2 separate regions of the Homo sapiens genome follow, and region 1 is linked to region 2. Evidence: read pairs that join two places in POLR2A ChIA-PET (ENCODE). Cell type or tissue: endothelial cell of umbilical vein. All regions are shown on one strand.

The links. ChIA-PET counts read pairs that join two places held together with the same protein. Peaks named below come from ENCODE experiments on the same cell type or tissue, not always from the same donor. Only the 100,000 strongest peaks of a DNase experiment are listed, where the experiment ranks them.
Region 1: POLR2A ChIA-PET joins it to region 2 with 8 read pairs; 4 of 35 experiments call an interaction of 5 or more read pairs at or near these places.

Annotation. Positions count from the first base shown.
Region 1 is chr16:19,594,245-19,596,744 of GRCh38, reverse strand. The region is part of intron 8 of VPS35L (VPS35 endosomal protein sorting factor like); the gene reads right to left. Among named protein-coding and RNA genes, the nearest start is that of VPS35L, 40 kb to the right of the region's middle. In endothelial cell of umbilical vein, no CTCF peak of the experiment used is centred here; a DNase peak (open chromatin) is centred at 1,174; H3K27ac peaks cover 1,462 bases.
Region 2 is chr16:19,819,885-19,822,384 of GRCh38, reverse strand. All of the region lies in intron 7 of IQCK (IQ motif containing K), which reads right to left. Among named protein-coding and RNA genes, the nearest start is that of IQCK-AS1, 55 kb to the right of the region's middle. In endothelial cell of umbilical vein, no CTCF peak of the experiment used is centred here; no DNase peak of the experiment used is centred here.

The DNA of each region.
Region 1 (2,500 bases), 230 kb after region 2:
GCCCAGCCTTTTCATTTCACAGAGCCACTAGTACTCCACTATACAGACACACCATAATTTATTGAGCTAGCTCCTATTGATGGCCACTTGAGTTGCTTCTTATAGTTTGCTATTACAGGTGGGATAGATTCCCAGAGGTGAAACTGTTGGGTTAAATGTACATGCATTTAGGCCAGGTGCAGTGACTCATGCCTATAATCCCAGCACTTTGGGAGGCCAAGGTGGGAGGATGGCTTGACTCCAGGAGTTTGAGACCAGCTTGGGCCACACAGTGAGATCCCATTGCTAAAAAAAAAAAAAAAATTCGCTGGGCATGGTGGCACACACCTGTGGTCCCAGTTACTTGGGAGACTGAGACAAGAGGATCCTTTGGGTCAAGGAGATCAAGGCTGCAGTGAGCCATGATCACCCCATTGCACTGTGGCCTGGGCAATGAAGTGAGACCCTGTCTCAAAAAAAAAAATGGTATATGCATTCCCCCATAAGCAATGTATAAAGAGAAATAAAGTAGGTGCTTTGACTGCAGAGAGCTAGTTGAGCCTCAGCTCTGCAATTCACTATGATGGTGACCCTGGGCAAGCTACTTTCCTTCTCCAAGCCTCAGGTTCCTCATCTATAAAATGGGGACAACAACCAGACCCATCTCATAGGGCTGTTATGCAGATTATGGGACTTAATATCTTTTTTTTTCTCCTGCCTCAGCTTCCCGAGTAGCTGGGACTACAGGTGCCCACCACCATGCCCGGCTAATTTTTGTATTTTTAGTAGAGACGAGGTTTCACCATATTGGCCAGGCTGGTCTTGAACTCCTGACCTTGTGGTCCACCCACCTTGGTCTCCCAAAGTGCTGGGATTACAGGCATGAACCACTGCGCCTGGCCGGGACTTAATATCTATAAAGCACCTAAACAGTCTGTCCAAGGTCATCATCTGTTGAAGGTTTACCACTGCTGTTCCCAACTCCCAGCCCAGCTGTTTTCTGGGACGCAACAAGGACAGCAGCATCTGCACTACAGCCCGGGGAGTACAGGACGGGGCTGGAGTGCTGCTGGCAGGAGCTGGCAGAGTGGCTGCCCAGAGTTCTTGCAAGGTGAGTGAGCTGTCTGGGTCTGGCCAGGCTTGCAGGATAGAGCTAATCAGTGTCTCAGAGTTAATCTTGCTCAGGAAAGCTGACTCATACAAAAGAAACTTAGGAGAGGCGGGCGAGGGAACCAGACGGCCAAGAGGTTAATTCACGGGAGGAATGAGACTGCCAGGGGAGCCAGACACAGCCACCAGCCTCTCCCCACCAATGAGGGCCTCACACTCGCCGAAGGTAAGCTGTGTGCATGGACACGTCAAGGACCAGCAGTGTATGATTTGACATCTAACCTGAGAACCTAAAGCCCTCATCCATCCTGGGTCTCTCCTCACCATCTCCACCGCCTCCCGGGGCCAAGCCACCCCTGCCTCTCACCGCAAGTGCTGCCACAGGCTCCGGGCTCTACCCCCGCCCTACAGTCTAGTCTCAACACGGAGCCTGTTAAATCCCACGTGGGATCACCTCCCTCCTCTGCTCAACACCCTCTGGTGGCCCCTCCTGTCCTCAGAGTCAGAGTCAAAGCCCAAGTCCTCCCAGTGGCCCCCAAGGCCACCATGATCTCTGACCATGTCAGTTTCTGCCCCTCTCCCGGGCTCATCTCATCGCCTCTCTCTTGGCCTCCTTGGTTCTCAGGCCAGCCTGGCATGCTCCCAATGCTCCCACCCCAGGATCTCCGCACAAGCTGTTCCTTGGCCTCTTCTGCCCCTGGCCTCCACCCCACAGACCCAGAGGGCTCACCTCTCCCCTCTCACCGCCTTCAAGCACCTGCTCAGGTAACCTCTCAACGAGGCTTCCTCTGAGCACCTTACTTAAACTTGCACCCCTACCCCCTCACCTAATTCCCTCCATTCCTCTTCACCCCCTCACCCCACTCTGGTTTTCTCCATAGCATGGATCATTGTCTAACATACAATTGGGTTGACTTAATTGTTTTGTAAATTCTCTTTTTTGGAAACATAAGCACCACAAAGGCGAGGATTTTTTTTCTCTTCTTTTTTTTTTTTTTTTTTTTTTTTTTTGAGACGAAATCTCAGCTCTGTGGCACAGGCTGGAGTGCAGCAGCGCGATCTCAGCTCGCTGCAACTTCCACCTCCCGGGTTCAAGCGATTCTCCTGCTTCATCCTCCCAAGTAGCTGGAATTACAGGTGCCTGCCACCAAGCCTGGCTAATTTTTATATTTTTAGTAGAGATGGGGTTTCACCATGTTAGCCAGTCTGGTCTCGCACTCCTGACCTGAAGTGATCCAACCACCTCAGCCTCCAAAAGTGGTAGGATTATAGGCGTGAGCCACTGTGCCTAGCCAAGGCAAGGATTTTTATCCCTTCTGTTTGCTGACACCTCCCTAGTGGCCTGCAGAGAGCCTGATACCACCTCTCCGGGCCATCTGAACCCATCAGGGCTCATCTGTCAGCTGGGACA
Region 2 (2,500 bases):
AGACAGAGTCTCACTCTGTCACCCAGGCTGGAAGGCAGTGGCATGATCTCAGCTCACTGCAACCTCTGCCTCCCTGGTTCAAGCAATTCTCCTGCCTCAGCCTCCCGAGTAGCTGGGATTACAGGCACCTGCCACCACGCCCAGCTAATTTTTGTATTTTTAGTAGAGATGGGGTTTCACCATGTTGGCCAGGCTGGTCTCGAACCCCTGACCGTGTGATCTGCCTGCCTCGGCCTCCCAAAGTGCGGGGATTACTGCGTGAGCCACCTCACTTGGCCGTTTTTTTTTGTTTTTTTTTTTGTTTTTTTTTTTTTTTTGAGACAGGGTCTCATTCTGTCGCCCAGATTGTAGTGCAGTGATGCATGATCTTGGCTCACTGCAACCTCCACCTCCCAGAGTCAAGCAATCCTCTCACCTCAGCTGGGACTACAGGCGTGCCACCACACCCAGCTAATTTTTTAATTTTTTGTTTTTGTAGAGACAAAGTTTCACTATACTACCTAGGCTGGTCTCAAACTCCTGGGTTCAAGCAATCCTCCTATCTCAGCCTCCCAAAGTACTGGGATTACAGGTGTGAGTCACCGAGCCCAGCACTTAATGGAACATTTAAGTTGTTCCTACCTTTTGGCTATTGGGAACAGGGTTGCTATGAACATTTGTGTATGAGTTTTTGTTTGTTTATTTATTTATTGAGACGGAGTCTCGTTCTGTCACCCAGGCTGGAGTGCAGTGGCGTGATCTCGCCTCACTGCAACCTCCACTTTCAAGCGATTCTCATGCCTCAGCCTCCTGAGTAGCTGGGATTACAGGCACATGCTACCATGCCCAGCTAATGTTTTGTATTTTTAGTAGACACGGGGTTTCACCATGTTGGCCAGGCTGGTCTTGAACTCCTGACCTCAGGTGATCCACCCGCCTCGGTCTCCCAGAGTGCTGGGATTACAGGCGAGTTTTTGTTTAAATACCTATTTTCAATTTGGAAGGGGAGTTGTAGACCTAGAAGTCGAATTGCTGGGTGACATGGGTAATTTTACATTCAACTTATTGAGAAAACAAACTGGTTTTCACAGTGGCTGAATCATCTTGTATTCTCACCAGCAATGAATGAGGGCTCTAACTGAACCACATTCTTGTCAACACGTGTTATTTTTGATTTTTAATTTTACATTTAAATTTCATTTTTAATTTAATTTAATTTTTTCTTAAATTAAATAGGGTCTCGCTTTTTTGCCCAGGCTGGTCTCAAACTCCTGGGCTCAAGTAATCCTCCCACCTCATTCTTCTGACTAGCTGGGACTACAGGTGTGTACCACTGTGCCTGGCTCTGTTTGTTTTTCACTATAGCCATCCTAGTAGATATGAAGTGGCATCTCATTGTGGTTTAAATGTGTACTTCTCTAATGTTTAATGACATCGAGCATCTTTTCATGTGCTTGTCGCCTGTCTGTATAACTTCTTGGAGAAATGTCTATTCAAGGCCTTTGCCCATTTTATTTGTTTACTTTTTTCTCCCTCCACTTCCCTTTGCCCTTTTAAACAGTGGGTTGCTTGTCATTTTGTTGTTGAGTTGTAAGAGTTTATTATATGTTTTGGACACTATACGCTTCTCAAATGTATTATATACTAGTATTTTCTCCCATTCTGTAAGTTGTCTTTTCACTCTCTTAATAGTGTACTTTGATGCAAAAGGTTTTAAATTTTGATAAAATCAAATTTATCTTTTTTTTTTTTTTTTTGATACAGAGTTTCCCTCTGGTGCCCAGGCTGGAGTGCAATGGCACAATTTTGGCTCACTGCAACCTCTGCCTCCCGGGTTCAAGTGATTCTCGTGCCTCAGCCTCCCGAGTAGCTGGGACTACAGGCGCCCGCCCCTGCGCCCAGCTAATTTTTTGTATTTTTAGTAGAGACGGGGTTTCACCATGTTAGCCAGGATGGTCTTGATCTGCTGACCTCATGATCCACCCGCCTCGGCCTCCCAAAGTGCTGGGATTACAGGCGTGAGCCACCAAGCCCAGCAATTTTGTGTTTTTAGTAGAGATGGGGTTTTGCCATGTTGGCCAGGCTGGTCTCGAACTCCTGACCTCAAGCGATCCACCCACCTTGATCTCCCAAAGTGCTAGGATTACTACAGACTTGAGCCATTGCGCCTGGCCTGAAATTATCTATTTTTTTTTCTTTTGTTATTTGTGCTTTTGGTGTCATAGATAAAAAATTATTGCCAAATCTAAGATAATAAAGATTTATCCCTATGTTTTCTTCTAAGAGTTGGGTAGTGTAGCTCTTTGATCCATTTTGAGTTAATTTTTATATACGGTGTGGGGTAAGGGTCCAATTTCATTTTTGGCATGTGGATATCAAGTTGCCCCAGAGCCATTTGTTGAAGAGGCTATTCTTTGTCCCACTGAATGGTCTTCGCACCCTTATCAAAAATCAATTGACCACAGAGGTATGCGTTTATTTCTAGACTCTTAATTCTTTTCCCACAATGCATGTTTTTTTT